Regions from separate parts of the Homo sapiens genome. Here region 2 is linked to region 1. The links are chromatin loops, found by intact Hi-C in ENCODE. Cell type or tissue: K562. All regions are shown on one strand.

Region 1 (5,000 bases):
CTTCTCGAAGGCCATAAATCTTGACATAGTGAAAGCAAAATAATCACAGCACTCAACAGTGCCGTTAACATTTCTGAGCCGTGAGGGATTAAGCAGGCAGATGCTATGGAAAGTGCCTGTCAGGAAAGGACAGCCCAGAGTTCAGAACGCACCGCAGCTGCGAAGGATTGAAGCTGCTAGCTATGGAATCAAGCTCAGGAGAAACTCTGGGCACAATTCCGGCATCCGAAATAAATTAAAGTAAACAGTGTTGCTCTCTCTCTCATCCACCCTGTTAGCAGCCTCTCGGCTGAGCGGGAGACCACACACTCGGACCACACAGCGCCAGCTGAACTCCCTCGCACGCAACATCTACAAGCTGTCACTCTGCAGCAGCCCAGAGAGGGAGAAGGATGAGGTTAGGGAGGGGGAGACAGGACCGCAGGAAGAGGGGGAGGGGAGACAGGAGAGTCTTCCCTATGTGCAGCTGGAGAGAGTGATGTGTGGTTTAGAGAAGGGGGAGGGGTGGAATCCATAAACCTCCCTGAGAAAACAAGCTGGTCATGGCCTTGTGTAGTCTTGACCTGTACTCCCCCATACCAATTTAGTAGCTGATGAAGGATTAACAAAGCATCCATTTAACATCAATTAACCTCCTATCCATCACAGGTCAAAAGAGAAAATTACTATTACAAAAGCATTTCACTAAAATCAAGACAAAAGGCCACATTTTCTTACAATTTATACTGTACACTTAAGTAAATACATTTTCCTTATAGATATACTATATTAATTTTAAACCATCTGCCTCTTTTCCTTTAATGAAGCATACAGGGATGGATTTAAAGTGTTTTCTGCAACAGAAGTCAGAAAATTTTAATTCTATAATTTTCCCATATTTAATTTCTCAAATTAAAACTGTGGCACAATTTTAATTTTCCAAAATATTTACTACTAGAAAAAAAGACAGTAAGTTGTCATTTTTCACAGAACTTCAGACTAAAAATACACAGAAAAAGTTAGCAGTAATAATATAAAGAAAAAAATCAGAAATGAAACCACAACTGAAAGTAGTTTTAGAATCATAAAAGCAGTACTTTTTACTATTTAGTAATGAAGAGTTTCGCTGATTTCAACAGCAGACAAGAAATCTGAACAAAATGAGTGATCACGGTCTCACCTTGTCATGCTCCCAGATGTTCTTCTCAGCTAGAGAAGGCCAGGAACCAGAAAAATACAGAAGTTCTGACTCACTGAAGACTAGGATAACCTCTACTCAACAGGCCACGGAAGGCCTCATGATGTGAAAACACTATTTCGCTAACAGATCAGACTATAGAAAGGTGATTTTCCCCACAATCATTTGAAAACACACACACACACACACACACACAACCCTCCCAAACGTCCACCCTTCCCCATATATGCCTCAACCTGGCAGCACTGGCATCACCAGGGAACAAATCAAGCAGAATCTCAGTAGCCTTAGCTGTCCAGAACCACTTTGGGTCCAGAGGACCCCAGAAGAATCCTGTTGCAGAGCTGCCTAGTGAGTTTCAACAGTAAAATTAGGCTCAGCCAACTCTCAGGGCACCATAAAATATAATCAAAGTAGAGAATTCACCAAATCTTTCTAGAGTCAGGCCCAACCTAACCTAAGACAGACTTGTCCCTGCTGGGCTGGGTTGGGCTGGACCCAAAGGGATTGCCCAGAGATATTGGGGAAAGGGTTCGGGAAAATGGTGATTTTCTTCCCCAGTTCTCTATAAACACAGACTCCACACTTCCTGAGTGAGATCAAGTGCAAGTTACATTAGCACTGCCACAAATTCTACCATATAACAGCACACAGTGGGACAAGTCTCAGAGACAGGGTCATGAACTCTGTAATCCAGTTTTCCAAATTAATCCTCTTGCTCCTCCTGCTCCATCCCCAAATCATAGTTAACAAAAATACAAGCATGCACAGATCTGAAAGAACTCATAGGGGCCAAATTGTATAGAGTTACGGCCTGATAAGGGCAGAAGACTCGCTGGGTCTCAGAAGGGCCATTTGCAGAAGGGGAGGACTGAACAGGTAAGAAGTAATGTATCCTGCTTTCCTGGACCTCTTTTTTTTTTTTTTTTTTTTTTTTGAGACGGAGTCTTGCTCTGTCGCCAGGTTGGACTGAACAGGTAAGAAGTAATGTATTAATGTATCCTGCTTTCCTGGACCTCTTTTTTTTTTTTTTGAGACGGAGTTTTACTCTGTCACTAGGCTGAAGTGCAGTGGGGCTCACTGCAACCTCCGACTCCTTGGTTCAAGCGATTCTCCTGCCTCAGCCTCCCAAGTAGCTGGGATTACAGGCATGCGCCACCATGCCCAGCTAATTTTTTTGTATTTTTAGTAGAGACGGGGTTTCATCATATTGGCCAGGATGGTCTCAAACTCCTGACCTCATGATTCGCCCTCCTCGGCCTCCCAAAGTGCTGGGATTACAGGTGTGAGCCGCCGCGCCCGGCCTCCTGGACCTCTTTTTATACTTCTTTTCCTTCTCTACCTCTACAAACAAAAAAATACATGAACTACTATCTATGGTTTCAAATGAAAGCATATTTGTTTATATTTTAATTCTTTTGGGAAAATAATCCAATAATTTAAACCATATAACTGATAAATGACACTTGATTTTTATTTATTTATTTTAGGAATGGGAATAAAGGCCTTCCCTCCCTCTACAATGTTTGGAGGTGAGAGATTAAGGGGACGAGAATGTGCATGAGATGACTAGGAAGGAATACTGGAAGCCAGACAAGTATATAGGGAATGCCTGACAACTTAGCTCTCAGAGCCCCCATAAAAGAGATCTGTTATATATATACCGGATTACTCAGCTGTTCTCATAAAACAAGCACTGGATTCTATCTTAATTGGAAAAGTTACTTAGAGGTCTGCTTTATTCCCCCAGGAACCATAAAGCCCTCTGCCTTAGCATGCCATGTCTCCTCCTAGAGGACAAGGACTGTCACTATGTTGCACAGGGAAAGGCTGCAGGTCTAAAGGTGACTGGACTTCCAACCGATGCCACTGGACATTGATGACATGTCAAAAATGAACCAGGCCAGTGCAAATTCATCCCCCTCCATCCACCCCCAACAAATAAATGAAGACAAAAACTTCAAAGAAGATACACTACTTAATAGGAAAACAAAAGAGTTTCATACAAGAGCACAGCATTATTTATTCACAAATCTATTGCCAGTAGTACCCAATGCCCTACTACTCTTATTAGATCTATATGCATAGATAAAAACAGTAAGTCTTAGTATTTTAGGAAGTATAGTTTTTCAGAAAAAAAGATGTCAGGGTTTTATTTTCCCAGAAAGACAGATCACCTGAACAAGATTGAAGAAGTCATTATCAAATAATATTCTTTTTTTTTTTTTTTTTTTTTTTGAGACAGGGTCTCACTCAGTCACCCAGGCTGCTGGAGTGCAGTGGTGCAATCATAGCTCACTGCAGCCTCAGGTGATCCAGGCTCAAGTGATCCTCCCACTTCAGCCTCCTGAGTAACTGGGACCACAGACATGTACCACCACACTCGGCTAACTTTTTTCTAATTTTTGTAGAAAAGGGGCCTCATTATGTTGCCCAGGCTGGTCTCAAACTCCTGGGCTCAAGCTATCCTTCCACCTCGGCCTCTCAAAGTGCTGGGATTACAGGCACTGAGCCACTGAACTTATCCTCAAATAATATTTATTTGTATCTTTACCTAGTCCGTCAAGATGATTTGCGATACAATGACTAGTCACCCAGATCCTCAAAAGATGACAGTATTGGACTCCTATACCCCAGAAAAACAGAAAAACTAGGGCTGTGAAAAGGAAACATCCTTGGATTTATTCAGTCAAATAAATGTTTATTATACACTTGCTATGTCCCAGGCATTACCCTGAAGAAATGACAGGAACAAGATTTTGTGACCAGAAGCTCAAGAATGACTTTGGCCTTCAGGAGAGTGATCGTAGCTGAAACCAGACAGCACTGGGATGGGTGAGAAGTTGGCTACAAACAACTATTTTAAGAAATGTGGCAGGAAAGTGAAAAAGAGAGGAATTTTAAAAGGGCAATGTGAAATCAAGGGAGGATTCTAGTTTTTTCTGTTTTACTTTATTCTTGTCTGTCTCTAAGCATGTATAAAGGCCAACAGAAGGAAGGCTTTAGTAAGACATGAACACCTGAGTGAAGTCCTCACAAAGGCGGGGTAGATGGGATCCACAGCCCAGGTAGGAGATTGGTCTTAGCATAAATACAACCTCTTCCACTGTGACTGGGGAGGAGGAACAGTTTTTGGCAGGAAGCCCCTGCGATTCTCCACTTACATCTCTTTCATTTATGATGTAGGTGGCAAGACCGCTTGCTAAGAGTGTGTGTAAATGATGTGAAAGGATGAAAGGTTCGAAAAGCGTGAAAATGCTGAAAAGTACATTCTGCAGAGATAAGAAGCGGGTACTGATGAGGAAAATTCTGGAAGATTCCTTGATGGCCCAGCTGAGCTGGTGACCATGGATTTATAGGGGCACAGATCTGGATACTGTGATTTTCCCCAGCTGGCCCCAGCAACTCAGGTCAAGCATTACAGGAGGCAGAGAGTTGAGACTGCCCAAGGCTGAGAAGCTGCCAGGCAGATGCTACAGAACAACAACGATACAACTGAGCACACTGGCATGACAGTGACTGAAGATCACAGAAGCGCCTGATAGATGCAGTGGGGGTGAGTGAGACTGAGAAAGTTGAGGGACTATAAGCAAACAGTGGGAGGCCTGCACTTTGGATTTCAGAAGTGGACCAGTTCCAACACTGAGGCAGTTCGGTGTTACTCTTCCAGCCCCCAGCACTACTTCTCTGGCAACAGTCGGATCCTCCTCCAGACAGCCCTACTTTCTCCTTCTGTCCTTTCTGGTTACTGTTAGCTTCCCTTTGCTCCTCACCACTCCTTGTATATTCCCTAATCCCCTCTGCACCTTTCTTCATTTGAGCT
Region 2 (5,000 bases), 82 kb before region 1:
TGCGAATCCACACACATTCTCACACCAAGAACACCCCGTGTGCGAATCCACACACATTCTCACACCAAGAACACCCCGTGTGCGAATCCACACACATTCTCACACCAAGAACACCCCGTGTGCGAATCCACACACATTCTCACACCAAGAACACCCCGTGTGCGAATCCACACACATTCTCACACCAAGAACACCCCGTGTGCGAATCCACACACATTCTCACACCAAGAACACCCCGTCTGCGAATCCACACACATTCTCACACCAAGAACACCCCGTGTGCGAATCCACACACATTCTCACACCAAGAACACCCCGTGTGCGAATCCACACACATTCTCACACCAAGAACACCCCGTGTGCGAATCCACACACATTCTCACACCAAGAACACCCCGTGTGCAAATCCACACACATTCTCACACCAAGAACACCCCGTGTGCAAATCCACACACATTCTCACACCAAGAACACCCAATTTTAAGGCAGCTGGTAAGGGTTTGAACATCAGTGTCCAACCACAGAACAAGTCCACCTGGAGTGGATGGCCATGACTTTGGCCTCATAGGCTGTAGGACAAACCCTGATCTCTATTTGCCAGCCTTGGGCAAACCAAGGTCTGGAACTTGGTCCTTTCTCCTCACCCAAAGATGGTCTCCAGCACCAGTGAATTTGGACAATGCCTCTCACTGTCTCGGTCACACAGGAACTGCAAGAACTAACAGCAATGATGTAAACACAGCGTGGTTGCCACCAGTGTAGTCGGGTCTGTGGAGCAGTAAAATTTCCCTACAGTGCAAGATGGGAAGGAAAGTCCAGGTAGCATTACACACCAGTCGGTGGAACTCATACCTGCCCAGTGATCTTACATCCTTAACAACGGAACAAACATCTTTGTATGTGCCAGGAACTCCAGTCATCTAGAAAACCTAGTCCTGTAATTCTGATGGTGTCTTATAATTTCAACCATGTTTATTTAAAGTAAATATTATGCTTTCTCTTATTTCAAAGTGACCATTTGGTCCTTTCCTTGGTACTGACACTTGAGACAGATCACGGAAGTGATTTCTAATCTGCTCTCCACTTGCTGTGAATTGGAGAGGTCAGAGGCAGGACAGAAGGAACGCCCCCTCACCTGCTACCCCACCCACCACAGCACAATGTATCCCAGGAATAAGCAAGTTGAATGAGATTAGGAAGTGAAACATTAGGGTGCCTGGAATATCAGAGTAACCCTAAAATGTACAAATTCACAAAGAGACCTAACTACCTCAATTTCAACAGGCTAGAAAATGACGAGATAGGCTGCCGGCTATACCATAACGATGCTATACGGACAGGATCATTAACAGTACTGAAAGCCTGTTTCACAGCACTATGCCTGACACTCTGTGTGGAGTAGATGGAACTGAGGAAAGAGCTGACGTCAGCACGTACCCCTCTCAAGAGCAACTGTCAGTATCTCTTCACCTCCAAGCTGAGTTGGCAGCTTGAAACCAACCCCAATGGGAGTATTTACACCTTGGAAATTGGGAAATGCTAATATTAGGTTAATTTTTTCTATCTTCTTCTTTTTTTTTTTGAATGCATGTTGTGAAATATTTGCCAGCCAGCCACTGAGCAAACGTCAGTTTCTTTTCCACATCCTGGCCCTTCTGGATATTCCCTAGTGTTCCAAATCCTTAGCATTCTTCTTTCATTTTGCACGTGGTACTTGGGTTAAATCATTCAATCCTGTTTGTCCAACTACCATCTTTATGCTGGTGACTCCCAAATCTGTGTTTCAAGATGTGTTTGCGAGCGTAAGACCAATCCTTAAAAATATTTTCACTAGACATGCAATAATGATAGCTAATAATGACAGGAATATTTTCACTGGACATACAATAATGACAGCTAATAACGACAGGAAGCACTGATGCTATGCCAGGTGTGATTCGAAAACCCTCATGGGTATTAGTTCACCTGCACATGGTTATGTCGCTGTAAGACAGGCACTGTTTTTACCCCCGTTTTATGTTGGAGGCAACTGAGACACAGAGGTTATTCAAGTTGCCCAGTGTGACATCATGGGGACATAGTGAGAGCTAGCAAAACCCATCAGCACGACCCTCAGGAATCTCAAATTCAACATGTTGAACTGAATGTTCTCATCTCTATGCCTCTCCTTATGCGCCAAACGTGCTCCTTCATCCATCTGAGGCCAGACATCTGTAAATCACCAATGACTACTTCCTTTTCCCTATGTAACATGTCAAACCTTCCCTGTCCCTTCACCTTTCTCACCTGCCACTCGCTCTACCTTCACTAGCAGCCACGTCACCCTCACGTTACTTTATTCCATTACTACACACATTACTGCTGACCTGGCTTAACATGCCTACCGTCCACTTCTGGCTGCTCTCCTCTTGCCTCTGGCGTACCTCCCTTCTCGTCCATTCTCTATACAGATGGCAGATTGCTCTTTAAAAATCTCCTATCGTTCTGTTAAACTTCTGCGATGGCTCACTATTTGTCTTCAGAATAAAGACAGATTCCACACTACTGCACAGCCAGTTCGTCAGGGGCAGACCTCGTCTACCCTGCGGCCACACCTCTCCTATCTGCACACAGCCACACTGGACCCTGCTTCCTGGGCTGCGGCCTATCTCCTCTCTGAACTCACGCGCTGGCCCTGCGGGGACACACCTGCCTCCCTCCACTCAGCCACCCACCGCTGGCCTCTGCTTGTCTCTGAACTCACGCGCTGGCCCCGCGGGGACACACCTGCCTCCCTCCACTCAGCCGCCCACCGCCGGCCTCTGCTTGTCTGGGTACTTCCTGCTCCTCTCTTAAGGCTCCTGTGTCCTCCCCTGGTATTCTCTGCACTCAACTTTTTGGCTTGCTTCCCCTTTTGTGGGCTGTAGCCACACCTGAGGACTCCCACCAGAGCAGTATTATCAAACCATCATTTGATCACCTGAATATGTGTATTTTCCATTCAGTTATAATCTCTAGAAGTAAAGTACAAGTTTTATTTTTATATCCCTAGGATAAAACAAACATGTGCTCAATAAATGCTTACAGAGGAAGGACTAAAAATTGCTGTCTGAATCAATGACCAGTATTCTTACTACTCAGAGAGGTGGTACAACACCCCATGGGCAGGCCTGGCTTTGCACAGTGTGCAGGGCTATGACAGGGGCTGTGCAAGCTAAAATCCAGCAAGACCATCTAATAATCAATGGGAAAATTACATTTGTTCTGTGATATCCAAAAACGTTTGTTGAAACATTAAAAACTCACTTATTGTTGGTTACGAATGAATAACAATTTTTTAAAGTACAACTAATATTTAATATACAATTTAAAACATCAGAGATTCAACTTCTTCCTGGTTTAGACTTGGGAGGGTGTATGTGTCCAGGAATTTATCCATTTCTTCTAGATTTTCTAGTTCATTTGCGTAGAGGTGTTTATAGTATTCTCTGATGGTAGTTTGTATTTCTGTGGGATCGGTGGTGATATCCCCTTTATCATTTTTTATTGCATCTATTTGATTCTTCTCTCTTTTCTTCTTTATTAGTCTTGCTAGCGGTTTATCAAGTTTGCTGATCTTTTCAAAAGCCAGCTCCTGGATTCACTGATTTTTTGAAGGGTTTTTTGTGTCTCTATCTCCTTCAATTCTGCTCTGATCTTAGTTATTTCTTGCCTTCTGCTCGCTTTTGAATGTGTTTGCTCTTGCTTCTCTAGTTCTTTTAATTGTGATGTTAGGGTGTCAATTTTAGATCTTTCCTGCTTTCTCTTCTGGGCATTTAGTGCTATAAATTTCCCTCTACACACTGCTTTAAATGTGTCCCAGAGATTCTGGTATGTTGTGTCTTTGTTCTTGTTGGTTTCAAAGAACATCTTTATTTCTGCCTTCATTTTGTTATGTATCCAGTAGTCATTCAGGAGCAGGTTGTTCAGTTTCCATGTAGTTGAGCAGTTTTGAGTGAGTTTCCATCAATGACAGACTGGATTAAGAAAATGTGGCACATATACACCAGGGAATACTATGCAGCCATAAAAAAGGAAGAGTTCGTGTCCTTCGTAGGGACATGGATGAAGCTGGAAACCATCATTCTCAGCAAACTATCACAAGGACAAAAAACCAAACACCGTATGTTCTCACTCATAGGTGGGAATTGAACAATGAGAACACCTGGACACAGGAAGGGGACCATCACACACTGAGGCCCGTCGTGGAGTTGGGGGAGGGGGAAGGGATAGCATTAGGAGATATACCTAATGTAAATGACGAGTTAATGGGTGCAGCACACCAACATGGCACATGTATACACATGTAACAAACCTGCACGTTGTGCACATGTACCCTAGAACTTAAAGTATAATAATAAAAAAAAGAATCTCCACATCACAAGAAAAAAAATAAAAAATAAAACATCAGAAACATTTAAAATTAAAGCGTCATATTTCTTTGTAGAAAAACTTATCAAGAGTGTTTGCCTTCTTTTTTGTTGTAATATTTACAATATGAATCAAGCCTCTTTTCTGTGCTCTGACAGATTATCCTGCTCCTTTCTAAGCGTGAATCAACTTCTGATATTTTTTCCTTTGCACCGTCCACATCATGAAACATCTCTGAGGTTCTCTGAGCATTGCTTCCTTTGGGACATCTCATGCTTTTCTTCACATTTGCTCACCTTTGTTGGGAAGTTCCCCTCCACTGAGTTACTCTTGAGTCTCAAAGACAGGAGGACCTACATCCCCACAGCCAGCTATTCCTTCCGTCACTCTCCATTTGGTGGATTTGCGTTTCACTTCCAGTGTTAGAGCTTCCTGGTTTTTGATGCACTTTCATCTTTATCGACCAATCCCTTCCCGATCATCCATTTTTGTAAAATGTCAGGAGGGTTTGTCACTGGGAGATAAGGAGGTAGCACAACTGCACACTTTGCTGTCTGCTGAGAACTGGTAACAGACGTACAGTGACTATCGCTGGTGGCCTTGAAGGAGGC

The links. Hi-C counts contacts between places; a loop is a spot of excess contacts. Peaks named below come from ENCODE experiments on the same cell type or tissue, not always from the same donor. Only the 100,000 strongest peaks of a DNase experiment are listed, where the experiment ranks them.
Region 2: a loop joins it to region 1, with 5 times the contacts of the local background. A loop is called at or near these places in 13 of 110 quality-filtered maps.

What each region holds. Positions count from the first base shown.
Region 1 is chr6:683,780-688,779 of GRCh38, forward strand. The region is part of intron 1 of EXOC2 (exocyst complex component 2); the gene reads right to left. Among named protein-coding and RNA genes, the nearest start is that of EXOC2, 6.9 kb to the right of the region's middle. RefSeq lists enhancers at 172-251, 1,011-1,090. In K562, a CTCF peak has its summit at 2,966; DNase peaks (open chromatin) are centred at 452 and 2,975.
Region 2 is chr6:602,043-607,042 of GRCh38, forward strand. The region is part of intron 7 of EXOC2 (exocyst complex component 2); the gene reads right to left. Among named protein-coding and RNA genes, the nearest start is that of HUS1B, 53 kb to the right of the region's middle. RefSeq lists an enhancer at 2,704-2,773. In K562, no CTCF peak of the experiment used is centred here; a DNase peak (open chromatin) is centred at 2,609.